Linked DNA regions of Homo sapiens: region 1 is linked to region 2. A link is a loop called in an ENCODE intact Hi-C map of the cell type or tissue named here. Cell type or tissue: CD4-positive, alpha-beta T cell. All regions are shown on one strand. Links, peaks and the distances in the headings refer to the core of each region. The heading gives the core; the rest is flanking DNA. Region 1 overlaps TYW1 (tRNA-yW synthesizing protein 1 homolog). Region 2 holds the start of LOC100996437 (a long non-coding RNA gene).

Region 1 (5,000 bases), core at 1-5,000, 350 kb before region 2:
TCTATGGTATTTAGGTTGACAATGGCATGGACCAGGGGAGTAGCAGTGAAGGTGGTAAGAAGTGATTGGAAACTGAATCTATTCTTAAAGTAGAACAAACAGAATCTGCTGACAGACTGGACATGGGTTGTATAAAAAGAAGTCAAAAGGTGTTTTGGACCAAGCAATTGGAAGGATAAAGTTGTCATTTACTGAAATTGTAAGGATTACAAGTAGAGCAGGCTTGGGCAGAAAATTGGGAGTTCAGTTTTGAGCACACTGATGTTAAGATGCTTACTAGACATTCATATGATGCTCTAAGATAGGTAACTCGATATGAAAGTCTGGAGTTGAGAGAAACAGTTAAGATTAGAAACAGAAATTTAGGGCCAGGCGCGTGGCTCAAGCCTGTAATCCTAACACTTTCAGTGGCCGAGGCGGGTGAATCACTTGAGGCTAGGAGTTTGAGACCAGCCTGGCCAACATGCAGAAACCCCGTCTCCACTAAAAATACAAAAATCCCAGCACTTTGGGAGGCCAATGCCACTGCACTCCAGCCTGGGTGACAGAGTAAGACCCTGTCTCAAAAAAAAAAAAAAAGAAAAAAGAAAAAGAAAAAGAAAAAGTTACAAAAAATATAAGAGAAAAGATCTGAGACACAGAAGACGATCCAAAAGGTAGAACATCCCACAGGAATCCCAGAAAAAAAGAAATGAAAAGGGGAAAAAAAAATTCATCCAAGAAATATTAACAGAACTAATGCACACAAATCGTCAAAATGCATACAAATCGTCAAAACAAAAAAAATTCAAGTATACAGAACAATAGCTGAAAAAGATCCAAATAGTCACCTTCCCATAAAATTTCCAGAAATCAAGGACAAAGAAATGATCCGAAAATCTTCCAGAAACAAAATAATCAAGTCATCTACAAATTCGCTTTCTCATTAGCAATACTAACATGCTGGAAGACAATGAAGCTACGCCTTCTGAGGCAAAAGTTTTTAATAGTCTTCTACACACGACCAAATATGAATCAATCAAATCCAACAGCAGAATGAAGAAATATTGAGATGGGCTGGGCACAGTGGCTCACACCTGTAATCCTAGCCCAATATTGAGATGGGCTGGGCATAGTGGTTCATGCCTGTAATCCTAGACAGAAGGATCTCTTGAGGCCAGGAGTCAAGACCAGCCTGGGCAACATAAGGAGACCCCATCTCTACAAAAAAAATTTTTTTAATTAGCCCAGCATGGTGGCACAAGCCCATATTCCCATCTACCCAGGAGGGTGGGTCAGGAGAATCGCTGGAGCCCAAGAGGTCGAGGCTGCAGTGAACTAAAATCATGCCACTGCACTCCAGCTTGGGTAACAGAGCAAGACCCTATCTCTTTTTTTCTTCTTTCCTTTTTTTTTTTTGTTTGAGACAGGTTCTCACTCTGCTGCCCAGGCTGGAGTGCAGTGGTGCAATCTAGGCTCACTGCAACCTCCACCTCCCAGATTCAAGCAATTCTTCTGCCTCAGCTTCCCAAGTAGCTGGAATTACAGACGTGCACCACCACGCCCAGCTAATTTTTTGTATTTTTAGTAGAAATGGGGTTTTGCTTTGTTGCCGAGGCTGGTCTCGAACTCCTGGCCTCAAGTGGTCTGCCCACCTCGGCCTCCCAAAGTGCTGAGATTACAGGCATGAGCCACCACGCCAGGCCAAGACCTTGTCTCTTAAAAAATAAAAATAAAGGCTGGGCGCGGTGGCTCACGCCTGTAATCCCAACACTTTGGGAGGCCAAGGTGGGCAGATCATGAGGTCAGGAGTTCGAGAACAGTCTGACCACCGTGGTGAAACCCCATCTCTACTAAAAATACAAAAACTAGCTGGGCATAGTGGTGGGCGCCTATAGTCCCTGCTACTCAGGAGGCTGAGGCAGAAGAATCGCTTGAACCCGGGAAGCAGAGGTTGCAGTGAGCCGAGATCGCGCCACTGCACTCCAGCCTGGCGACACAGCGAGGCTCCATCTCAAAAAAATAAATAAATAAAAAATAAATAAATAAAATAAAATAAATAAAAATAAATTCAGATGGCGCAGCTTTAAGATGGAAGATGGCTATCTACCCCAAAATCAACTATGATATGGACAGCAACATTAAGCCACTGAGACTTGAGGGCTGTTTGTATAAACTAATTAATATAAAGAGCCAATAACTTTTGTGTAATGTTGATAAATCTCGAAACACAGCATAAGCATCAGAGGAACTAAAAATAGAAATAGTTAAAAGGTTTCTGGAGAGTACATTTCATTATGAACTTTCTGTACACCTGGATTTGTTACCATCTGCAAGTATTCGTTTGATCTTTTTGATCATTTTTTTTAAAAAGGTAAAAACATGCATAAAGAGGCTCTGAAAAAGGTTTTTTATAAGTAACATTAAAAGGACTTTGCTTTGGCTGCTCAGACACCTTTTTGCTTTTTTTCAGGTTTCCCACCTCCACTGCTTAAGGTTTAACTTAACAACTGACCTTCGACTGTAAAATGAAGCAAAGTATCTGCACTCAAGTAGTGAAAACCTAAGAAGTACTATTCTGCGCAACTTCCACAAGAGGGCAGTAGAACCCTCTGAAGTAGTCCACAAAAGTAACAGACCTTGATTTTTCCTCTAATTTATTTTCATGCTAGCCTTCCTTAAAATCTTTTCCTAGAAAGCACTAACTAGCTGTGACCTGGCTAGGCCTCGTGGCTCATGCCTATCATCTCAGCACTTTGAGGGCCAAGGTGGGTGAATATCTTGAAGCCAGGAATTCAAGACCAGCCTGGACAAGATTGCAAGATCTTGTCTCTACAAAAAAATTAAATAAATTTTTTGGCTGGGAGCGGTGCCTCACGCCTGTAATCCCAGCACTTTAGGAGGCTGAGGCGGGTGGCTCATCTGAGGTCAGGAGTTTGAGAGCAGTGTGACCAATATGGTGAAACCTCGTCTCTACTAAAAATACAAAAATTAACTAGATGTGATGGCAGGCACCTGTAATCCCAGCTACTAGGGAGGCTGAGGCAGGAGAATTGCTCGAACCCAGGAGGCAGAGGTTGTGGTGAGCCGAGATCACACCACTGCACTCCAGGCTGGGGGACAGAGTGAGATACCATCTCAAAAATAAAATAAATTTTTTTAAAATAGCTGTGACCTTGTAACACAGAAACAGGTAGCATCTAGATATAATTAGAGAATGGGACTGGGCACGGTGGCTCACGACTGTAATCCCAACACTTTAGGAGGCCGAGGCGGGCAGATTGCTTGAGCCCAAGAGTTTAAGACCAGCCTGGGCAACATGGCAAAACCCCATCTCTACAAAAAGTACAAAAATTAGCTGGGTATGGTGGCATGCACCTATAGTCCCAGATACTCAGGAGGCTGAGGTGGGAGGATGCCTTGAGCCCGAGAGGCAGAGGTTGCAGTGAGCGAAGATGGCACAACTGCACTCCAGCCTGGGCAACAGAGAGAGACCCTGTCTTTAAAAAAAGAAAAAAAAAAGCAAAAAGGAGAAATCAAAGTACATGCCAGATAATATCACTAAATCCTCACAGTGACCCTGAGATAACCATACTATTACCATCTGCAATTTACCATTTCACAGATAAGCAACTGAAGCTTAGATGGCACTACAGCCAGACACTGTTCCCCCGCAAAAAAGAGAGAGAATGGGAAGCATCTTTCAACTAGATATCAGCTGTATTTACTTTAGTGTCTACCTTTAACACTTTTAGCACTATTAGAAATCAAAACAAGTTTCATTACATAGATGTGTGACGTGAGGCCAGGTGCAGTGGCTCACGCCTGTAATCCCAGCACTTTGGGAGGCCGAGGCAAGCGGATCACCTGAGCCCAGGAGTTTGAGAGCAGCCTAGCCAACATGGCAAAACACCCATCTCTACTAAAAATACAAAAATTAGCCAGGCATGGTAGCAGGCACCTATAATCCCAGCTACTCGGGAGGCTGAGGCAGGAGAATCGCTTGAGGTGGAGGTGGAGGTTGCAGTGAGCCGAGATCGTGCCACTGCACTCCAGCCTGGGTGACAGAGTGAGACTCTGTCTCAAAAAACAAAATAAAAAATAAACATAGATGTGTGATGTGAAAGTCAGGCCCATATTGGAACTATTAGTGCCATCCTTTTTTCCCTATTCCCTACTTCCATACCCATGGGCATCGATAATGGACTCACAACTTTCTCTAGCCTGCTGAGGCAGAAGCAAACTTCAGAACAAAGGCCCCCTCAAGACACTGACCATCAGACACCACCAATCAGCTCTAACTGGGCACAGGAGATGAAACCTGCCTACCGTCACAGAATGGAAAAATATTTGAGGGGAAAAGGCTGGGAGAAAGAATAAAGAAGGTTAGATGACCAATTCAGTTCACTGCTAAAGGACAGTTCACTGCTAAAGTTCACTGCTAAAGGGATTTTCTTAAAATGTCAGGAAACCAAAGGAAAAGCATCATATAAATTTCTTACCTTCGCTGTTCCAGTCTGAGAACCATAAAAAATCTTCACTCCAGACACAAAGATGTCTTTCTCTTGAAGGGAGACATAACCATTTGTCATCAAATCCTGAGCTGCTTTTGGAACAGATTTTTCCTGTAAGTTCTTGCCCTTGAAGACAAATAATTACACAAAATCCATCAAGTCTAAATCGTTTCCCAACTTCAGCAGGGATGAAAATTAGCACAGATACTGACACATTTTATTTTTCTCTTAATCTGACACACTGTATTTTTCTCTTAATCTTTCTGGTTGTATTCCTCAAATATTAGCCCCTTGGTATAATAAGGTCCTTTAATAGGCAGGACCCACATTTTTAAGGCTCATGATTTCCTTTCCCTCCAAGAAAAAACTTTACATACTTTTATCCTATAAGGTATTTTAGTAGAATAATAGTAGGAACTTATTTTCTGATCCTTAATTAATGGAAAGAGAGGACTACTGACCCTTAAAGGTATAAAACAAATTTGTTTTTCATATAAAAGGTTCACT
Region 2 (6,904 bases), core at 816-5,815:
AAAAAAAACTTTTAATTTTATCTATTCTCTTAATTTCCTTTATTTATTTCCACTCTAATCTTTGTTTCTGGTATTCTGCTAGGTTGGGGTTAGCTCTTCTTTTTCTAGATCCTTTAGAGGGTATAGTGAGGTGACTAATTTGAGATCTTTCTTACTTTTATTTTTTATTTTTATTGATTTTTTTTGAGATAGAGTCTCACTCTGTCACCCAGGCTGGAATGCAGTGGTGCTATCTCGGCTCACTGCAACCTCCCTCTCCCAGGTTCAAGCGATTCTCCTGCCCCAGCCTCCCAAGTAGCTGGGATTACAGGCCTGCATCACCATGCCTGGCTAATTTTTGTATTTTTAGTAGCGATGGGCTTTTGCCATGTTGGTTAGACTGGTCTTGAACTCCTGACCTCAGGGGATCCTCCCGCTTCAGCCTCCCAAAATACTGGGATGTTGGCATGAGCCACCACTGCTGGCTTTCTTATTTTTAAAGGTAGATGCTTACAGCTAAACATTTCCCTCTGAACGCTGCTTTAACTTCATCCCATAAGTTCTGGTATGTTGTGTTTTCATTTTCATTCATCTCAAAGTGTTTTCTAATTTCCTGTATGATTTCATCTCCAACCAGTGATCAAGAGTGTGTTTATTTTCCATATATTTGTGAGTTTTCAAGTTTTCCTTGTTACTGATTTCTAGTTTCATTCCATCGTGATTAGAAAATACTTAGTATTTTGCATACTTTCAAACTTTTAAAACATTAATATTTGTTTTGCAGCCTAATACACTGTATACTCTGGACAATATCCCACACGCTCTTGAAAAGAATGTGTATTTTGCTGTTGTTGGGTTGGTGTCTGCATATGACCATTAGATCTAATTGGATTATCATGTTGTTCAAGTGCTCTCTTTCCTATTGATCTGGTCTCTGTATTATTAACATTGAGGTAGTGAGGTCTCCAATGATCATCCTGAAACTCTATTTCTCCCTTTAATTCTATCCTTTTTTACTTCATATGTTTTGATGCTCTGTTGTTAGGCACATATGTTTTAAATTATTATATTTTCTTGTTGGATTAAACTTTTTATCAGTATAGAATTCCCTTGTCTCTCATAACCATTCTTGGCTTAAAACCTATTGTGCCTAACATGTGGCCACTCCTGGTCTCATTTGGTTACTTTTTTTTTTTTTTTTTTTTTGAGATGCAGTTTCACTCTTGTTGCCCAGGCTGGAGTGCAATGGCGTGATCTTGACTCCCCACAACCTCTGTCTCTCGGGTTCAAGCAATTCTCCTGCCTCAGCCTCCTGAGTAACTGGGATTACAAGCAGGTGCCATCACAGCCGGCTAATTTTTCTGTTTTTAGTAGAGACACGGTTTCACCATGTTGCTCAGGCTGGTCTCAAACTCCTGACCACATGATCCGACCGCCTCGGCCTCCCAAAGTGCTGGGATTACAGGCATGAGCCACCACGCCCAGCCAGAGAGACCCATTTTAACCACACAGGGACCCAGCTAAAAACCCTTCCCTGGTTCTGTCACCATCAGATTAAAGCCTAAGCTTCTAGATCTCTGTCCTGCACTTTTTCACTTTAATAACGACCCTCCAGGCTCAGTAGCTGATGCCTGTAATTTCAGCACATTGGGAGACTTGAGGCGGGAGGATTGCTTGAGTCCAGGAGTTTGAGACCAGCCTGGGCAACACACCAAGACTCCATCTTTACAAAATATTTAAAAATCAGCTGGGTGTGGTGGCACGCATCTGCAGTCTCAGCAACTTGGGAGGCTGAGGTGGGAGGATCCCTTGAGCACAGGCAGTTGAGACTTCAGTGACTCGTGATCGTGTCACTGTACTCCAGCCTGGGTGACAAAGTGAGACCCTCTCTCTCAATAAATAAATAAATAAGCACCTCCTTGTAGTTACTGGCCTCCTCTCCTTTGATTCCCCTCATTCCACCCTGTTAGTCTGAATGTTACTCATTCTTCAAGACACATGCAGAAAGTATTCCCCGATCCCTTCCAGGCTCCACGCCCGACAGCACGGCCTAAATGCCCGACTCCCTCCTCGGTGCTCCATCTTAGCTCACACTCCTTACCACACTGTTTTGAAAGTATCTTGACTGTCCCTTCTCCTCAACTGGCTAACTTCTAGAGAGTAGAAACATGACTGCTTGGAAGGTCATTAAAAATTCAAATCCTGAACATTTCTTAATCCTGCAGATATGAATCAGTAACTCTTAAAAGCAAAATGTTATTTATCATTAAATATTAACAATATAATCACATTTTCTTGCATCTCTGGCAAGTTTCTTGGTACAACAATTTTAAGGAACGGACTCTTTAACAGCAGTTAAAGCTGCGCGATAGCTGACGCCTATAATCCCAGCACTCTGGGAGGCCGAGGCGGGAGGATCGCTTAAGGCCAGGAGTTTGACACCTGCATGGGTAACATTGTGAGATCCCATCTCAAAAAATATAATAAAGAAAAACAAAGCAGTTCTAGGTTTAGGGGGGGAAAGTAGCTCTCCAAGCCAAAAACCAACTCCCAAGGTGCTCCGGTAAACTCGTCCTGGGAAAATTTCCTATTTAATCTCAAAGGCAAAACGAGTCCACGGGCGCCCACGACACATTTCCCAACCGCAAGGACTGGTCACCCGCGCTGAGACACCGCCAGCTGCCTATGACCTAGCCTCCAAAGCGGCAGAGTCCCTCCCTCTCTCTCCCTAAACTGCCGTGATGGACATCTCTCGGCTCTCCTCCCAGACGGTTCGGAAGTAGGGACTTCTGCTCCTAACCCCAGCCCTGCAGCCTCGCCCTCAGCCACGGGGTGGAAGTCAGGACCACAGGCTTCAAATCCCCTCCCAACTCCGGGACGCTTCTGTCCCCCCAGGGCGACGGGGGATCAAGTCCCGGCGCCCCTGTCGCGGCCAAGAGCTGTGGTCTGGGTCCGAGCGTCCCAGCTAGGCGCGTTCCAGAGAGGTCATGGGAGGGGCCCCGCGCGACCACAAATGTTGCTTCGGAGCCAGCGTCCTGGACGGGGAAGTGAGAGCCGGGACGAGGGGAGCCGCCGAAGAGGGAGGCGGCCGGGAAATGCTCCGCGTCAGGCCTTCAAGGGCTTGTCCGGGCGCTGGAGATGCCGGCAACGAGCACGTTAGACGGAGAAGCCGCGCACTGTGAGGATTAAGGGAGCCGAGGGCGGCCTGGAACTGGGAAGGCGGAGCTGACGGGGCTGGAATGTGGGACGAAGGACAGCGGGAGGCACCGACGCGCAACTGCCCCAGCCGCGCGGAGGGCACGGACCGACCGCCCCGCCGCCCACGGCCCGAGACGCCCGGCCGCCCCGCTCCCGTAGCTGAGAGCCGCGACGCTCTTACACCAGTCCGTCCGTTCCGTACCTCGCCCGCGGCTTCGCCGACATCCACACAGCCGCTCGCCCGCGTGGCTGCAGTAGGTCTGGTCTCCGTTGTCCGCTCCCGCCCCACACACACCCTCCTGCTAGCCCCGCCCCCGGCGCGGCCTGCGCACGCACGATACGCAAGCCGTGCAAACGTCACTTCCGGGGCCTTTGGCTCTTCACCGGAGGAAATGTGAGCCGGATCCAAAGGGTCGAGGGGACTGGGGTGCCCCCGTGACGTCTAAGAGCAAATAGAAGAGGGCGGCCTCCAGGCTAAAGCTAGGGCACTGGGGAGCCCCGGAGAAGCCTGCCTTTCCTAGTCTGTGGCTCAGTCCCTGCTTCCGGCTTCCGGCGCGCAGCAGCGGGAGAGCGACGCTGGCCCCCTGGCGATCCTGGCGCTGCGACCGCGGTGGTAGCGCGAATGGGAGGTGGAGCGGAGCCACTGCGCCGAGGGACGCTTCAAAAACTCTTTGAGTTTCAGCCCTTCGCGGATCCGAGGATGTGACAGTTGTTCGAGTTAAAGGGTCTTAAGGCGATCGGTTGATCCAAAAGCAGCTGAATCTTTAGAAGACCCACGCAGGAGGATTCCTTGAGGCCAGGAGTTCGAGACCAGCCTGGGCCACAAAGCAAGATCACTGTCTCTACAAAAGAAATTTTACTTGCTGGGCGCGGTGGCTCACGCCTGTAATCTCAGCACTCTGGAAGGCCGAGGCGGGCGGATCACGAGGTCAGGAAATCGAGACCATCCTGGCTAACACAGGGACCCCGTCTTTTCTAAAAAATACAAAAAATTAGCTGGGCGTGGTGGCGGGCGCCGGTAGTCCCAGCTACTCGGGAGGCTGAAGCAGGAGAATGGCGTGAACCTGGGACGCGGAGCTTGCAGTGAGCCCAGATCGCACCACTGCACTCCAGCCTGGGCGACAGAGCGAGACTCTGTTTAAAATAAACAAACAAATTTTACAAATCACCCAGGCATGATGGCGCGCACCTGTGGTCCCAGCTACTGGGGAGGCTGCGGTGGAAGGATCGCTTGATAGCCCAGGAAGTTGAGGCTGCAGAGATCCCTCCACTAAACTCCAGCTCCGGTGACAGAGCAGAGCGAGACCCTGCCCTCCCCTCCCCCCACAAAAAGCATAACCGAGACCCAGAAGTGCAATAAATTAGCCAGTGTCACAAAGTATTAATGGTTGAGTCACAAATTGAATCCTGTTGACGTGATTCCCATGTAAGGAATGTGAAAAACAGTACCTAAATACTGACTGCTCTGCGTCCTGGATGCCATCTATGGCGTAAGGTGCAGTCACAGCAAGAAAAAAAAGAAAATACTATGCTGTGGCTGTGAGATAGGCCTGGGTTGGAATCCCAGCTTTGCTAATTATCGCTGCTGTGTTTTTGGACAGGTTGCCTAATTTTTGTCTTTTTTTGGTGGGGGAGTCTCGCTTTGTGGCCCATACTAGAGTGCAGTGGTGCGATCTCGGATCATTGCCTCCTAGGTTGAAGGGATTCTCCCACCTCAGCCTCCCAAGTAGCTGGAATTGCAGGCGCCCACCACCACGCCCAGCTAATTTTCTTGTATTTTTAATCGAGACAGGGTTTCACCGTGATGGCCAGGCTGGTTTCGAATTCTGACCTCAACTGATCCGCCCCCCTTGGCGTCCCAAAGTGTTAGGATTACAGGTGCCCGCCACCACGCCTGGCTAATTTTTGTATTTTTAGTAGAGACGGGGTTTCACCGTGTTAGCCAGGATGGTCTCGATCTCCTGACCTTGTGATCCGCCCGCCTCGGCCTCCCAAAGTGGTGGGATTACAGGCGTGAGCCACTGCGCCCCGCCAATTTTGTATTTTTAGTACAGACGGGGTTCCTCCATGTTGTCAGGCTGGTCTCAAACTCCTGACCTCAGGTGATCCACCTGTCTCAGCATCCCAGGCATGAGCCACCAAGCCCAGCCTCATTTGGTTACTTTTTGCATGGAATTTATTTTTTCATTCTTTTGTTTTCAATCTCTTTGTTTCTTTGTATCTAAAGTGAGTCTCTTATAGACAGTATATGGATGGATCATGTTGTATTTTATTTTACTTATTTTTTTTACATTTCCCAAGGCTCTGTCATCCACCTTTTCATTAAATCATTCTACCAATCTCTCCTGGGCTCAGGTGATCCTACCACCTCAACTGCCTGAGTAGCTTGGACTGCAGGCACATGCCACCGCTCATGGCCTATATTCTTCTTCTCTTTTTTTTTGGGTGGGGGGGTGGTGCTTAAACAACAGAAATTTATTTCTCTTGGTTATGGAGTCTAGAAATCCAAGTTAAGGGCTGGGCGCAGTGGCTCACACCCGTAATCTCAGCACCTTGGAAGGCCAAGGCAGATGGATCACCTGAGGTCAGGAGTTCCAGACTGGCCTGGCCAACATGGCAAAACCCCGTCTCTACAAAAAATACAAAACTCAGGCATGAAAAACCAAAAGAAATCCAAAATCAGATCACAGAATTGGCAGGTTTGGTTTCTCCTGAGGCCTCTCTCCTTGGCTTATAAATGGTCACCTTTTCACTGTGTCCTCACATGGCCTTTTCTCTGTGAACATGCATTCTTGGTGTCTGTGTGTGTGTCCAAATTTCCTCTTTTTATAAAGTCACCAGTCGAATTGGACTAGGGCCCACCCTAATGGCATCATCTTAACTCACCTCTTTAGAGACCCTATTCCTAAATACAGTCACATTCTGAGGTATTGGAGTTAGGACTTCAACATATAAATTTGGTGGGGATCACAATTAAGCCTATAACATAATCATAGTTACTTAAAAAATAAATAACATGGTGATATAGAATAAGCAGGCAGGAGCGAGGGTTTGGGAGCCTAGGGAGAACCTGGTAAGATGGCACCAAGTTGACACCATAAGGGACTGTGAGGGTGAAGCCACCTGGGAAGGAAGAAGAGAAGGAAGATGCCAGACAGTCCTGGAGGTTAGGCAGGACTTAAATGACTTTGAGACTGGTCACTCATCCAAATATGAAAACTCTCGGGACTCAGAAAATGATAGGACTAAGCAAAAATCCAGCACCAGGGCGGGTGGCTCATGCCTGTAATCCCAGCACTTTGGGAGGCCGAGGTGGATGGATCACCTGAGGTCAGGAGTTCGAGACCAGCTCTGGCCAAATGGTGAAACCCCATCTCTACTAAAAATACAAAAATTAGCTGGGCATGGTAGTGCACACCTGTAATCCCAGCTATTCAGGAGGCTGAGAGAGGAGAATCGCTTGAACACGGGAGGCAGAGGTTGCGGTGAGCTGAGATTGCGCCATTGCACTCCAGCCTGGGTGACAAGAGTGAAACTCCCATCTCAAAAAAATAAAAAGGCAGCACGAGTGCAAATGTTTTGGCTTCTTCTTGTGTAGCTCATCTCATATCTCCCAGTTAGAAACTTTCCTTGTAATGTAGAATCCCTATTGCTGGGATATAAACCTGTATCCTCCTGTTCTGTCCCCAGGGAAGAGATGTCACAAGTCTGTTCATTCATTAGAGTA

What was found. A loop is a pair of places that touch in the nucleus more often than their neighbours do. Peaks named below come from ENCODE experiments on the same cell type or tissue, not always from the same donor. Only the 100,000 strongest peaks of a DNase experiment are listed, where the experiment ranks them.
Region 1: a loop joins it to region 2, with 3 times the contacts of the local background. A loop is called at or near these places in 12 of 110 quality-filtered maps.

Annotation. Positions count from the first base shown.
Region 1 is chr7:66,998,436-67,003,435 of GRCh38, reverse strand. It overlaps TYW1 (tRNA-yW synthesizing protein 1 homolog), which reads right to left. Exons shown (of 16, transcript NM_018264.4): 3 at 4,482-4,619. Among named protein-coding and RNA genes, the nearest start is that of TYW1, 4.1 kb to the right of the region's middle. In CD4-positive, alpha-beta T cell, for the core only: CTCF peaks have their summits at 2,408 and 2,637; a DNase peak (open chromatin) is centred at 2,637.
Region 2 is chr7:66,651,102-66,658,005 of GRCh38, reverse strand. LOC100996437 (a long non-coding RNA gene) reads right to left here and starts at 3,487. Exons shown (of 4, transcript NR_110037.1): 1 at 3,380-3,487. It also overlaps a transcript of RABGEF1 not described here. RefSeq lists enhancers at 2,389-2,994, 2,995-3,600, 3,601-4,206 and silencers at 3,129-3,378, 3,389-3,458. In CD4-positive, alpha-beta T cell, for the core only: a CTCF peak has its summit at 3,663; DNase peaks (open chromatin) are centred at 2,795 and 3,545; H3K4me3 peaks cover 2,191 bases; H3K27ac peaks cover 1,912 bases.